3 separate regions of the Homo sapiens genome follow, and regions 1 and 2 are each linked to region 3. The links are chromatin loops, found by intact Hi-C in ENCODE. Cell type or tissue: ovary. All regions are shown on one strand.

Region 1 (5,000 bases), 290 kb after region 3:
ACACCTGCACGGCCCGGAACGTGGCTGGGGTCCTGAGGGCTGATTTCCCGCTGTCGGTGGTCAGGGGTCATCAGGCTGCAGCCACCTCAGAGAGCAGCCCCAATGGCACGGCTTTCCCGGCGGCCGAGTGCCTGAAGCCCCCAGACAGTGAGGACTGTGGCGAAGAGCAGACCCGCTGGCACTTCGATGCCCAGGCCAACAACTGCCTGACCTTCACCTTCGGCCACTGCCACCGTAACCTCAACCACTTTGAGACCTATGAGGCCTGCATGCTGGCCTGCATGAGCGGGCCGCTGGCCGCGTGCAGCCTGCCCGCCCTGCAGGGGCCCTGCAAAGCCTACGCGCCTCGCTGGGCTTACAACAGCCAGACGGGCCAGTGCCAGTCCTTTGTCTATGGTGGCTGCGAGGGCAATGGCAACAACTTTGAGAGCCGTGAGGCCTGTGAGGAGTCGTGCCCCTTCCCCAGGGGGAACCAGCGCTGTCGGGCCTGCAAGCCTCGGCAGAAGCTCGTTACCAGCTTCTGTCGCAGCGACTTTGTCATCCTGGGCCGAGTCTCTGAGCTGACCGAGGAGCCTGACTCGGGCCGCGCCCTGGTGACTGTGGATGAGGTCCTAAAGGATGAGAAAATGGGCCTCAAGTTCCTGGGCCAGGAGCCATTGGAGGTCACTCTGCTTCACGTGGACTGGGCATGCCCCTGCCCCAACGTGACCGTGAGCGAGATGCCGCTCATCATCATGGGGGAGGTGGACGGCGGCATGGCCATGCTGCGCCCCGATAGCTTTGTGGGCGCATCGAGTGCCCGCCGGGTCAGGAAGCTTCGTGAGGTCATGCACAAGAAGACCTGTGACGTCCTCAAGGAGTTTCTTGGCTTGCACTGAAGCCCCCCACCCCTCCCTGCCCCCTCCCTGGCCTTCTTCCACCTATCCACCCCAATGCCTCTCAGCAAACTGGGCGAGGTCAGATTAGACAGGCTTGGGACAGCAGGGAAACATCAACCGACGTGTCACAGAAAAAGCCACAGAAGGTCTCAGATCAGCATCTATTCTTTGGGTTCAATAAGGGGTTCATATCTTTTTTAGCTGAGGGGGACAAGAGGAGAAGTCAGTGGACACATGGAAGTTACTCGTGACCACCAGCTTGCTCAGATATTCTCCTCCTCCCCTCACTGGCCCCACACCCCTGGCTCTCCCAGTCACCCTCCCCTAGCCAGTCTCCCAGCAAGGGTTTAAGAGATGGCCGCTGTGTGCTGGTCACAGGAAGTGTTGAATGGATTGGCTTGCAAAGGGGGTAGGTGGGGAGAGATAGGAGGGCCCAGGGACTCATGGGACACCTTTCCCACAGCCTCCTCGATTGCTGTGAGCAGAGGCCACTCGGAGTTAGGGGCATGGGCAATAGCAAGCTGGCGGCAGAGTCCAGCCCAGCATATGACTTGCCCTGAATGGAAGCTGCTGAAACGGGTGCCTTTGGGTGGTGGTCGGCTTGCCTCTGAGGCCACCACGGCACCAGCAGAATACGTATTTCTTCTCCTTGGCTGCACTGGTTTGTCGATCTAGTTCAGTTCAACTCAGTGGATGTTCTCTGAATGCTTACTGGGTGCCAGGACCACAGAGAGATGTTAGTCACTGCCCAGTTCTTAGAGCCCCAACACAGATACCCTCATCCCAGGGCCCCCAGACACACCCCTCCGCTGGACTCACAACTGTCTGGAGTTTCTGTCTGATGGATGGTGTGCTTTCATATGCCACTGGCTTCCTTGGACATAGATCAGACAAAAGCCCCGGGATCTGTTTGGTAGCAGGAGAAATGAAGGAAGATGAAAAAGCAGGCAGGGAAGGGGGTAGTAAAGGACTGAGAGAGGAGGGAGGTGGCTGGAGAAGGAAAAGGAACATTGCTCGATGCTCCCATCTGGTGGCGGCCTCAGGAACCCACGGGAACCTGGAAGGAGGCTCTTTGTGAGACCTGGGCAAAGGATGGGGCAGCTCGTCGATGATTTTTTTGTGTTTCCAGGCTTCCTGTGTGATCCTGGCCCTCCGGCCGCTAGAGAGAGGATTGGGAAACCCCACTGTCAGCTCTGCATCTGCCCCCACTACCCTCCTCTGCCCTATTCTGTCCCTGCCCCTCCAAGCTGAAGAAGGTCCTTGTGGGGCGTCCTCATTTCTTCCTCAAATATAAGGAGGAAGATACCAATTAAAAGCTCATAGTATCAACTGCCCTTCTTGTGTGATTCGTTTGGGTTATGATGGGGGAGGGAGGGAGGTGGGTAGTGTCATTTGCTTTGGTGACCTTACAAGAGGGAAGTCTGGCCACTGGGAGCATCTTTGGGGGATGGAGAGATGCTGGTAATATGTGGGCCCCTTTTGCAGCTCCAAGGCCCCTTAACTGATGCTCAGCTCAGCTCCGTGAGTTAAGCTGAGGTCAGAGAGGTGAGGTGACTTGCCAAGAACACAAAGGCAGGAAGGGGTGGGTGGCCCAGCCCAGGTGTTCTGATCTGTAACCTGCTCTCACCCCAGCGTGACAGCACAGTTGGTCAGGTGCAGTGTCCAGACCCTTCCACCAATGGTGTCAAGTTCAGAGGCAAGAAGGTGGAGGAGATGGGAACGGAGCAGGCAAGGACAGCTGCCAGCTGTGACTCACTAGGGGGCCTCTAGGTGAGGCCTGGTCCCAGGAAGACTGTGTCAAAGCCCTAGGTAAGGTCAGGGTGTGGGGCTTGGTTCCCAGAATGGGGACAGCAGTGCCTTTGGCCCCAGGAAGGCCCACAGCAGCTCCCGAGGCATGGAGACGTGTTCAGCCATGGCACACCCCACAGCCTGTTTGTCCCCAAGAGACACCACTTCCCTGCACAGTTGCCTGTGTTTTCCCGGGCCCCAACCCAAAAGAAGAATCCAGGCCCAGCCTAGCCTGGCCCAGCCCATCTCATCTGCAATAAGGGCGTGAGGAGGAGGTCGGGAGCAGGAAGAACAGAGGCAGAGGATCCAGGGTTTCTCAAGTTGACATCGGGAGAACACTGAGCACAAAACTTAGCCACCAAAGTGGTGTGAGCAGCAGCCACGGGTCCCCACCCTGCTCAGGTCAGGTAACCAAGGAGGGTGAGGATGGTCTCACCCTGTCCTCAGAGGCCCAGGGACATTCTGTGCACCTGCTTCCAGCTCGAGCTCTAGCACATTACCATGCAAGCTGTGGGGGCAATTGTCCACATGCCAGCACCTGTCACCTCCCTTTTCAACCCCATTTGCACAGATACGGGACCTGAACGTGCGGCTGGGCCGGGACAGCAGGGCCCCCAGTCGCACGTCTGCTTCCCTGATGAAGGTGTGAGGTTCAGGAAAATCCCACTGTGGGGCTCCCTCTCACCAGACCACTGCCCACATACAGCCCCAGACCTGGGATCCCTGTCACACTCCAGCCCCACCTGGCAGAGCGAGAAAACTCAGCCCGTGAAGTCAGACTTGCCTAGGTCTGAATCTGGGCTCTGCTGCTTACCTGCAATCTCTCTGAGTCTCTGTTTCCTCATCTGTAAAACAGAGGGTAGTAAGATCACTCTACAAGAGGCTTGGGAGCTGGGCCCTATTAACCGGGTACAACTGGAAAGCCCAGGAAGGAGGACCTGGCGCCGAGTGGCTGCCCCCTGCCCCCTCCCACCCTCGGCAGCTCTCAGCTCAGAACAGACCCCAGAACCGAAAGGCCTCCCCTCACGTTTCTGGGTCTGGGGCTTTGCAGTTTCAAATGTTTTATTCTATTGCTCACAGAGTATATCCAAAGTGAACACCCACTATAGACTGATTTGGGGTTCAGAAAATATGGGCACTTAGGGAATGGGTGGTTTCGAACCTATTATAACTTCTGACCTACTACCTGGCATTCATTTTCTATCCTTGAAACCAAGCCGGGGTCCTTTCTTTCTGTTACCCTAGGCCTTATACAAAGCCTGGCATCTAGCAGGAGCTCAGGAAAGGGTGGATGGAGCTCCCAGGGCCTGGTTGCCAGCCAGTCTCGGGAGGTTGCTTTGCTCAGTCAAATCGAGGAGATTTGGCCCCAGCCTAGGTCCTGGGACATAACGAAATTGAGGCCCCTTTATCCAGGCTAGACTCACCTGTCTCCTGTCTGCCCTGGATACTCACTCCTCACCTTCCTGCACCCACTTGGCTCTCTCCTTCCTGTTCTGACCCTCAGTTTGCCTCTTCAGAGGACTATTCCCGAGCGGGCCTGTCTCCAGATCAGCCCCCAGGGCCTCTGGGGCAGGGCAGCTTGGCTTTTTCCACCCTCCGCCTCCCCCAGCACCTCCAGCCTGCTAGGACACTCTGCTCCATTGTCTAGCCAGCCGCTCCGTAGTCTGATGTCACCCCCCGGACAGTGGGGCTGGAGAGCAGGGATGGGGTGAACCCTGACTAGAGTCCACAGCATCGGTGATTGCCTTAGGCCGTGGGGAACTCCCTCCGTCCCCTTGTCCTATTGTAAAACAGCAGCATGCTTGCGCACGTCCTATGTGCCAGGTACCAGCTCTTGTAAGCTCCACTGCAACTGGAGGAGACAGAAGGCTATTTTGTAGGTAGGAAAACTAAGGCTAGACGGGATAAGAAACTTGCCCCAAATCGGATGAGTGGCAGAGCCAAGACTTGAATCCTGCCAGTCTGACTTCAGAGTTTTTGTTTTGTTTTGTTTTTGAGATGGAGTCTCACTCTGTCACCCAGGCTGGAGTGCAGTGGCATGATGTCAGCTCACTGCAACCTTCGCCTCCCGGGTTCAAGCGATTCTCGTGCCTCAGCCTCCCTGAGTAGCTGGGATTACAGGCGTGTGCCACCATGCCTGGCTAATTTTTGTATTTTTAGTAAAGACAGAGTTTTGCCATGTTGGTCAGGCTGGTTTCGAACTCCTGACCTCCGGTGATCCGCCTGCCTCGGCATCTCAAAGTGCTGGGATTACAGGCATGAGCCACCGCGCCCAGCCCAGAGCTCTTAATGCTCATGTTATGTTGTTTCTCCTAGTGTGCAACACACACACAC
Region 2 (5,000 bases), 230 kb after region 3:
GGCCGATCCCGGCGAGTGTGGCGGCCGCGCAGCGCAGTGGCGAATTCGATCTTCTGGGTCTCCGGGTGGTTCCCACTGGGGCTCTCGCGCCGTCTCTCTGGAGCCAAAGGCCCCCCTCACACGGCTTTCGCCAGTGCATCGCTTTTCCCAGCGGAAGTTCACAGAGACAGGGGGATTGAGAAGGTCTATTTTTTATTTGTCTTTTAAACTGTAGCTATACCAGTGAGTGTGAAGTGGTATCTTATTTTGGTTTTGATTTGCATTTCCCTAATGACTAGTGATGTTGAACATCTCTTCTTGTGTTTATTGGCCATTTGCATGTCTTCTTTAGAGAAACATCTATTCAAATCATTTGCCTATTTTATTTTATTTTATTTTATTTTATTTTATTTTATTTTATTTTATTTTATTTGAGACGGAGTCTCACTCTGTCGCCCAGGCTGAAGCGCAGTGATGTGATCTTGGCTCACTGCAACCTCCGCCTTCCGGGCTGAAGTGATCCTCCCGCTTCAGCCTCTCGAATAGCTGGGATTACAGGCTCGTGCCACTGTGTCAGGCTAATTTTTGTATTTTTAGTAGAGATGGGGTTTCACCATGTTGGCCAGGCTGTCTAGGACTCCTGACGTCAAGTGTTCTGCCTGCCTTGACCTCCCAAAGTGCTGGGATTACAGGCATGAGCCACCGAGCCTGGCCTTTGCCTATTTTAAAATTGGGTTGTCTTCTTATTGAGTTGTAAGAGCCTTTTTACATATTCTGGTTACAAGTCCCTGATCAGGTATATGATTTATGAATATTTTCTCCCATTCTGTGGATTGTCTCTTCACTTTCTTGATGTGCACTTTTTTTTTTTTTTTTTTTTTTTTTTTTGAGACAGAGTCTCGCTCTGTTGCCCAGGCTGGAGTGCAGTGGCTCCATCTCGGCTCACTGCAAGCTCCGCCTCCCGGGTTCACGCCATTCTCCTGCCTCAGCCTCCCAGGTAGCTGGGACTACAGGCACCTGCCACCACTCCCGGCTAATTTTTTGTATTTTTAGTAGAGACCGGGTTTCACCGTGTTAGCCAGGATGGTCTTGATCTCCTGACCTCGTGACGCCCGCCTTGGCCTCCCAAAGTGCTGGGATTACAGGCGTGAGCCACCGCGCCCGGCCTATGTGTTTTACATTATGTTACTTGGTGCACGTTTTATTTTCTGGGGTCTTTCCCTTTTAGCAGTACAAAGAGATCCGTCGTGTTTCATATAATTTTTTGAGCTTCATGTCATGACCTTGGTTTTCTTTTGGTTCGCATGTGCCTGGATATCTTTGCCCTTTTTTTTTTTTTTTTTTTTTTTTTTTTTTTTTTTGCGATGGAGTCTTGGTCTGTCGCCCAGGCTGGAGCGCAGTGGTGGGAACTTGGCTCACTGCAACCTCTGCCTTCCGGGTTCAAGCGATTCTCCTGCCTCAGCCTCCCAGGTAGCTGGGATTACAGGCATGTGCCATGATGCCCCACTAATTTGTTTGCATTTTTAGTAGAGATGGGGTTTCACCATGCTGGCCAGGCTGGTCTCGAACTCCTGACCTCAAGTGATCTGCCCACCTCGGCCTCCCAAAGTGCTGGGATTACAGACATGAGCCACCGCGCCCAGCGGGCCCGTTTTAAAAGTCGATATCATTTCCCACCTGTATCTTGTGAGCATAGTCAACGCTCAGTGAAGGTCAGCTTCCTTCCTCTTGCCTGTCCTCATGAAATGCCCCTTCCCATACCGCCCCCGCGCCCCAGGAGTAGCCTTTGCTGTCCCAGGACTGAGCTCCAACATGGGAGCCCCTCTCAATACCTCCTCTTGAGCCTGCCCCTTTCCTTCCCTGCCATTCCCATGCAAGGCCACTGGGCAGGGCAGGTCCGCACCACCGAGTTGCCATTCTCCGTGTGTCCACCAGGGGCCGCCCCACTCCTGCCTGAGCTTCCTCCAAGAACCTGCATTTTTAATTCAGTCCCTCCCTGGTCTCCCATCTCTCCCAGCACCACCTTTGGGTGTAAAGCCGCAGAGCAGTATTCCTGGTTATCCAAGGAGTCCATAAACTGTCCTGTGGGAAATCAGCCCAATGCACCCTGGCTCCCTCATTCAGCAACTGTGTTGTAGTTTTCTTGTCTGCAAAAAGAAAATAATAATTTCCACCTCACTTAGAAAGAATATGTAGGCTGGGCATGGTGGCTCATGCCTGTAATCCCAGCAATTTGGGAGACCAAGGCGGGCGGATCACTTGAGGCCAGCAGTTTGAGACCAGCCTGGGCAACATGGCGAAACACCGTCTCTAGTGAAAATACAAAAATTAGCCAGGCGTTGTGACACATACCTATGATCCCAGTTACTCCAGAGGCTGAGCTTGCAGTGAGCTGAGACCGCACCACTGCACTCCAACCTGGGCAACCAAGTGAGACCCTGTCTCAAAAACAAAACAAAACAAACAAAAACAGAAAGAAATAATATATAGTTCGGGAGCCTGAGGCACGAGAATCACCTGAACCTGGGAGATGGAGGTTGCAGTGAGCTGAGATGGCACCACTGCACTCCAGCCTGGGCAACAGAGTGAGACTGTCCAAAAAGAAAAAGAAAAAGAAAAGAAAAGAAAAAAGAAAAATAAATAATATATAGTGTTCAGCAATGTGCCTGGTATACAGTAGGTGCCTAATAAAAGCAAGTCACTTTACAAGAGTTCAAAGTCCGTCCCTCCACAACTCTCCCTAAAGCTCTCCAGGCCTGTCTGTTTTCTTAGGTAATGGGTTGGCACCCAGGTTACATGGGGGTGAGATCTCCTTGTAGGGGCACAAGCTTCATGGGTTACAAAGTCAGAAGTGTGAATGTTTCTATTTTCTATAATTGACTTGGATTTCCACCTCCATTTCCCATGTTGCACGATGTGGAAACATTTTTATTACAGAATTCAGGGTTTCCTCAGTCAATTCTTTTTTTTCTGCGACGGAGTCTTGCTCTGTCACCCAGGCTGGAATGCAGTGGTGCGATCTCTGCTCACTGCAACCTCTGCCTCCTGGGATCAAGTGATTCTCCTGCCTCAGCCTCCCGAGTAGCTGGGATTACAGGCATGTGTCACCATACCTGGCTAATTTTTGTATTCTTAGTAGAGACATGGTTTCACCATGTTGGCCAGGCTCGATTCCAACTCTTGACCTTGTGATCCACCCGCCTTGGCCTCCCAAAGTGCTGGGACTACAGGTGTGAGCTACCACGCCTGGCCTCTTCAGTCAATTCTAAGTTTTTGCCTCCCCCTTTGCCCTGGGGTCCCAGCTAATGGTGTCAGCAGGGAGAGGGCTCTGATCTTGGTCGTTCTCGTTTTCTCTGCTGGTATCTGTAAAGATGGTCTCTGGCCCTATCGGGCATCATTTGCTGATTTCCGTTCTCACTGGATTCATTACTGCCCGTGTCCATCCCATCAGCATTCACCATGAGGGCCCGCGGCCCACCTGGCCTCCTTGTTATACCATCCTGATCCTGAGCTTCATGTGGTCCCAGAACCCTCTCTCAGCCACTTCAATGGGAAACTGTGGGGAGGGGTTTGTCTCAGGCCCTCTCTGCCCAGACAAGCCACAGCAGCATGTCTCCTTACGTGTAGAGACATGAGGGTGTTCTGGGAGATGGTACCTCAGTGCCTTCACCAGGAAGTGCCTTCACCACTGCGCCCCTCTACTCCCTGAGCTCTGCAGTGCCCCTACTGCAGCCCAGACAACAGGGCTGGAGTGGGGAGGAGAGAGCCATCGTGTGATCAGTGTTTTTACTGAGGCAAGGACCTCAACTTTGAAGCTAGTATCCAAGACCTAGCTCCACTGGCTTCTCTTCATTTCTTCTGAAACATTCCTGCCCCAAGGACATCCTTGCTGCCACCTGCATTGGGGCGGGGCGGTATGACATGCTAGAGAAAGAAGCCTGGTTAACATTTCCTAATCTAGCTTGGCACATCTTTTGCCCTGTTTTCAGGGTACTCCTAGTACAGACTGACACATGCCCGCCCCATAGCACCCTAGGGAAGTTTATGCTCCCAGTAATGAGTAGGGCAGAGCCAAGGTGGTGGATGAGGTTTTCTGAGGGTTGGTACTCAGCCCCTTCTGGGAGGGGAGACGATCCTGGTTGTAAACAATAGAAAACAACCCTGGTTAACTATAGCCCAAAAATAATTTTCTGGAATGATGATGGATGGTTCATAGAGTCACAGGGTAAACTGGAACCAGCCTGACAAATTGGGCAGGAACCCAGAAGGCTGGGAGGCAGAATCACAGGGAGGGTCTTATGAGGACAATCATGCCAACCTCACAACCATCACTGCCCTTTGATGGTGGCAGCTGGGACCCCAACATTAGAGGAGTGACACCTCAATGGTCCCAGCTTCTCAATAACCCTCAGTCAGTGTCAAAGTCCTAGGCAGGATGAACCAAGGCTGAGTTCCCAAGCACCCCCTGCAGGAATTGGATCTTTGGCCCCCTTAGGCTTCCATAGGGGGAACACTGCCTCCAGCCCATCTTGAGATTTGTATCCTCCCCTCTCGATTGGTATTTGGATGACAAGCAACTAAAATCAGCAAATGCACACATCTCTCTAATTTCCCTGAATGTGCATTTGCCAAGAGGCAGTTTCAAACCTGCCTCATTTGAGCAGTCTACTCAGAGTGCTGTTTGTTTATGCCACTCGGAGAGCTTGCCAAATACAGTGAAGTCATCTGAACAGCCTGAGCGCTTCCAGATAAATACATTGGCCTCCTTTCCATGGCCCCCATAGTAGCTAACATGTACTGAACAGTGGGCCAGGCACTGAGCTCAGCGCTCTACCTGGAGGATTGCCTTGGGCCTTACTGCCATTTTTCCAAGGAAGAGACTGAGGCCCAGTGGTTTACTAGCTTTCCCCAGTTCACACAGGTCTAGATGGGAATAACAGGGACTTGACCCCACACAGCCTGTCGGGCCCTGCTCCCTGGTGATCTAATGGAGCAGACGTTAAACCAATAACCACAGGATT
Region 3 (5,000 bases):
CACCAGTCCTCGCCAGGGGTAGCTCCTCCCGGGACAAGGACCGAAGTGCGACGGTCAGTAGTTCAGTGCCCATGCCTGCTGGAGGGAAAGGAAGCCATCCTTCATCTACACCCCAGAGGGTCCCCAACCGCCTGATCCACGAGAAGTCACCATACCTCCTACAACATGCCTACAATCCTGTGGACTGGTGAGCACCTCTCCTGGGGCCCTGCCTGGAATCGCTGGGGTCCTGGGCCCCTCCCAGACCCCCTGGGCTACTGAGTGATGCCCCACCCTGCTGGGTCTAGGTACCCCTGGGGACAGGAAGCCTTCGACAAGGCCAGGAAGGAAAACAAGCCGATTTTCCTCTCAGGTAATGCTCCCACCTTCCCTGATGTGGGGGTGTGGGCAGGGAGTGGCAGTGGATGGGGGAGGGTCCTCTCGGCCTGGCGGGTCTTCCAGGAGACTAGAGGCCAGGACGTCTTCCATGTAGCCAGGGCCACTTGGCCAGCCTCCCTCTGACCCGTTGCTGGCCCCCTGACCTCTCCCCATGGCCCTGTTCAGTCGGGTACTCCACCTGCCACTGGTGCCACATGATGGAAGAGGAGTCCTTCCAGAATGAGGAGATTGGCCGCCTGCTCAGTGAGGACTTTGTGAGTGTGAAGGTAGACCGTGAGGAGCGGCCTGACGTGGACAAGGTGTACATGACGTTCGTGCAGGTGAGCAGCCCTCCTCGGGAGTGTATGCGCCACATGGGCTCAGAGCAGCTCCCCTCACCCTCGCCCTCTCTCCGCCAGGCCACCAGCAGCGGCGGGGGCTGGCCCATGAATGTGTGGCTGACTCCCAACCTCCAGCCCTTTGTCGGGGGCACCTATTTCCCTCCTGAGGATGGCTTGACCCGAGTCGGCTTCCGCACAGTGTTGCTGAGAATACGAGAACAGGTGGGTGTGCCTCCGGGAGTTGGGGGACCAGGGTGGGGGACTAGGAAACAAGAGCCCCTCCCCCTAGCTGACCTCCAGGTGTGCCCCCACCTCCCGCAGTGGAAACAGAACAAGAACACCCTGCTAGAAAATAGCCAGCGTGTCACCACTGCCCTGCTGGCCCGATCAGAGATCAGCGTGGGTGACCGCCAGCTGCCGCCCTCTGCCGCCACCGTGAACAATCGCTGCTTCCAGCAGCTGGATGAGGGCTATGATGAGGAATACGGTGGCTTCGCTGAGGCCCCCAAGTTTCCCACGCCGGGTCAGTGCCCCACGCCCGCCTTAGCCCAGGCTTTGGCCTTCTGATTCCTATGCTGGTCAGGGACCTACTGGCTCCTGGCCTCACCCATAGCTTCCTGTCCTCCTGACTGGCAGTGACCTCCTTGCCCCTAGCCTGTCGGTAGCTATCGGTGAAGACCCGACTGCTGGTGTCAGCAGTGACCCTCTCACCTTAACCTAGATGATGACCTTCTGTCCCCTGACTTGGTCAGTGACCCAGTGACCCTGACTTGGCTAATGACATTCTGGGCTCTAGGGGGACAAGTAACTTACTGGTCCTCTGTGAACCAATGATATTCTGACCTCTGGCTTAGGCTATTACCTTCTGTCCTGTGGGTTGACTCTTGACCTCACAGCCTGTCCAGAGACTGCCTGTTGAGTGAACTCCCAGCCTCTGCCTGGCCCAAGGCCTCCTGACCACCCCGATCTCTGTCCCCACTTTCCCATTCTCTCACCTGCATGTTCTTGGTGCCCCCACAGTGATCCTGAGCTTCCTGTTCTCCTACTGGCTCAGCCATCGACTGACTCAGGATGGCTCTCGGGCCCAGCAGATGGCCTTGCATACCCTGAAAATGATGGCTAACGGGGGCATCCGGGACCATGTGGGGCAGGTGACGGGCACTGGGTGTTCCCTGGAGGGGCAGCAGGGGGCTGTGGGGTGGGGCAGAAGCTGGGACTGGCCTCCAGCTTTGTATCCGCACAGGGCTTTCACCGCTACTCCACAGACCGCCAGTGGCACGTCCCTCACTTTGAGAAGATGCTCTATGACCAGGCACAGCTCGCTGTGGCCTATTCGCAGGCCTTCCAGGTGACCCCTGACCCCAGCCCAGAGAACAGGCATCTCACTCTGGCTGCCCCTCCCAAGGCCTTCCTGGTGACTGTGGCTTCTCTTAATCTGAATCCCCTGTTCCCTCCCATGTACCCACTACCCAGGCTTCCCTCCCCCGCCTGCCTCAGAGAATGTTGCCACCTTCCACCTGGGCCTCCCCAGTGACCTCTCTGTTCACAGTCTCCTTTCTTCCCTTTCTTAGCTCTCTGGTGATGAATTCTACTCTGACGTGGCCAAAGGCATCCTGCAGTACGTGGCTCGGAGCCTGAGCCACCGGGTGTGTGTCCATGGTGGCAGGCAGGCCTGGCTGTGGGAGGGGTTGGGGCCTCCACTGCCCTGTGGGCCGGGGCCAGCCAACTCTCCCCTCCCCACAGTCCGGAGGCTTCTATAGCGCAGAAGATGCAGACTCGCCCCCAGAGCGGGGCCAGCGGCCCAAAGAGGGCGCCTACTATGTGTGGACGGTCAAAGAGGTTCAGCAGCTCCTCCCGGAGCCTGTGTTGGGTGCCACCGAGCCGCTGACCTCAGGCCAGCTCCTCATGAAGCACTACGGCCTCACAGAGGCTGGTAACATCAGCCCCAGTCAGGTGAGGACTTCTGGGGTCACCTGACGGGCCCTGGTGCCTGCCAGGCGTGTGAGCTCGCAGACAAAGGCCATTCTCCTCAGGACCCCAAGGGGGAGCTGCAGGGCCAGAATGTGCTGACCGTCCGGTACTCGCTGGAGCTGACTGCTGCCCGCTTTGGCTTGGATGTGGAGGCCGTGCGGACCTTGCTCAATTCAGGGCTGGAGAAGCTCTTCCAGGCCCGGAAGCATCGGCCCAAGCCGCACCTGGACAGCAAGATGCTGGCTGCCTGGAATGGTGGGGCAGCACACCTGAGACCGAGCCTGTCTGTAGGATCCCCCTTCACAAAGCCCCTGTCTTTCCGGCAGCGGCTAAATGCTCACTCTCCCTTGATTAGCGTTATTATTCTCAGTTGACAAAAGAGGCTTAAGGAGCTTGAGTAACCCGCCCAAGGTCACGCGCAAGGGCTGGGAACCCCGCCATGTCTGGCTTTGGAGCCCAAGATCTTAGGGATCACCCATGGCTCCAGGGAGGTGTTGGGGCCTAAGGTGATAGGGTGGACATGCCTGGAGGGTCCTGGCCAGCTTCTTACCACTACTTGTCTCTCCTGGCTCCAGGCTTGATGGTGTCAGGCTATGCTGTGACTGGGGCTGTCCTGGGCCAAGACAGGCTGATCAACTATGCCACCAATGGTGCCAAGTTCCTGAAGCGGCACATGTTTGATGTGGCCAGTGGCCGCCTGATGCGGACCTGCTACACCGGCCCTGGGGGGACTGTGGAGCACAGGTTGGGGGCTGGGTAGACCGGGAGGGCCCGTCTCCCCAACGCGTCCCCAGCCTACCTCTGCCCTACTTCTCCCCTCCATGTGGACTCCAGTCCTGGCTCTGCCAGGTGCTTGCTGTGAGTTTGTAGCTTCCCTGGGCCCATTTACTCATCTGGGAAGTGGGCTGATGGCACCTGCCCAAGAGGGTTCATCTGGAGGGTTAAGTGAACAAATGCGTGAAAGGGCCTCCTCTGGGAAAGGCCCTCTCTCCTGGGGCTCTCCCCAGCCCCTCCCGTAATGCCTGTCCCCCAGCAACCCACCCTGCTGGGGCTTCCTGGAGGACTACGCCTTCGTGGTGCGGGGCCTGCTGGACCTGTATGAGGCCTCACAGGAGAGTGCGTGGCTCGAGTGGGCTCTGCGGCTGCAGGACACACAGGACAAGCTCTTTTGGGACTCCCAGGGTGGCGGCTACTTCTGCAGTGAGGCTGAGCTGGGGGCTGGCCTGCCCCTGCGTCTGAAGGACGGTCAGTGGGGGTGCAGGGCTAGTCTGGGGTCCTGGGAGGTGTAAGTGCAGCGTGGGTGAAGAGCTGGTGTGGGCAGGAGCCCTCCTGGCTTTGTGTCTCTGCTACTTATTAATGGCGTGATTTTTGGCTGCTGTAATATTTCTGTGTCTCAATTTCTTTTTTTTAAATAGAGACAGAGTCTTGCTATGTTGCCCAGGCTGATCTTGAAATCCTGGGCTCAAGTGATCCTCCCACCTCGGCCTCCCAAAGTGCTGGGATTACAGGCATGAACCACTACACTCAGCGTGTTTTGTTTCGTTCCTTTCTTTTCTTTTTATTTCCTTTCTCTTTCTTTCTTTCTCTTTCCTTTCTTCCTTTCTTTCTTTTCTTTCTCTCTTTCTTTCTCTTTTTTTTTTTTTTTTGAGACAGGGTCTCACTGTCACCCAGGCTGGAATGCAGTGGCATGATCTTGGCTCACAGCAACCTCTGCCTCCGGGGCTGAATCAATTCTCCCACCTCAGCCTCCTGAGTAGCTAGGACTATAGGCATGCACCACCATGCCTGGCTAATTTTTTGTAGAGATGGGATTTCTCCATGTTGCCCAGGCTGGTCTGAAACTACTGGGCTCAAGTGATCTGCCCACCTCGGCCTCCCAAAGTGCTGGGATTACAGGCGAGAGCCACCATGCCTGGCCTGTTTCTTAATAAGTAAAATGGAGCTAACATTGGTACTACCTTACAGGGTTGATGTAAAGATGAATGTAGCTGTTCTGTAAACATGCTTAGCACAGTAACTGACACCCATGGATTCAGATATTGACCAAGGCTCACTTGGTCTCTGCCCTCATGAAGCTTACAGTATGGTAGGGGAGACAGCGAAAATGCAGTAATGATGCAAAAACACATGCACAAATGTGCAGTTAAAATTGTGGTGAGTGCCATGAAGAAGTAGGACGCTCTATGTGTGCCTGCTCCCTATCACCCATGTGCCTTGTCTGTGGTTAAAGGTTTCTTTCCCAAAACTCAAATTTTAGCTCCTCAAAGATCAGGACTTTCTGCCACTGTTGTATCCCCAGGGTCTAGTGTGGTTCTGGCACATTGTAAGTGC

What was found. Peaks named below come from ENCODE experiments on the same cell type or tissue, not always from the same donor. Only the 100,000 strongest peaks of a DNase experiment are listed, where the experiment ranks them.
Region 1: a loop joins it to region 3, with 4 times the contacts of the local background. A loop is called at or near these places in 91 of 110 quality-filtered maps.
Region 2: it touches region 3 in a loop (5-fold over the local background); 20 of 110 quality-filtered maps call a loop at or near these places.

The regions. Positions count from the first base shown.
Region 1 is chr17:50,840,142-50,845,141 of GRCh38, forward strand. It overlaps WFIKKN2 (WAP, follistatin/kazal, immunoglobulin, kunitz and netrin domain containing 2), which reads left to right. Exons shown (of 2, transcript NM_175575.6): 2 at 1-2,212. The coding sequence ends at 878. Among named protein-coding and RNA genes, the nearest start is that of WFIKKN2, 7.1 kb to the left of the region's middle. RefSeq lists an enhancer at 4,279-4,804. In ovary, a CTCF peak has its summit at 1,890 (motif pointing left); a DNase peak (open chromatin) is centred at 1,920; H3K27ac peaks cover 649 bases.
Region 2 is chr17:50,781,425-50,786,424 of GRCh38, forward strand. No RefSeq gene overlaps it. Among named protein-coding and RNA genes, the nearest start is that of MIR8059, 15 kb to the left of the region's middle. In ovary, a CTCF peak has its summit at 1,906 (motif pointing right); a DNase peak (open chromatin) is centred at 1,907; H3K4me3 peaks cover 296 bases; H3K27ac peaks cover 792 bases.
Region 3 is chr17:50,548,267-50,553,266 of GRCh38, forward strand. SPATA20 (spermatogenesis associated 20) reads left to right here. Exons shown (of 17, transcript NM_022827.4): 3 at 17-187; 4 at 288-352; 5 at 544-698; 6 at 777-920; 7 at 1,020-1,221; 8 at 1,719-1,849; 9 at 1,942-2,046; 10 at 2,270-2,344; 11 at 2,442-2,651; 12 at 2,732-2,924; 13 at 3,245-3,413; 14 at 3,703-3,914. Among named protein-coding and RNA genes, the nearest start is that of SPATA20, 3.6 kb to the left of the region's middle. RefSeq lists a silencer at 595-816. In ovary, a CTCF peak has its summit at 2,743 (motif pointing right); a DNase peak (open chromatin) is centred at 2,785; H3K27ac peaks cover 987 bases.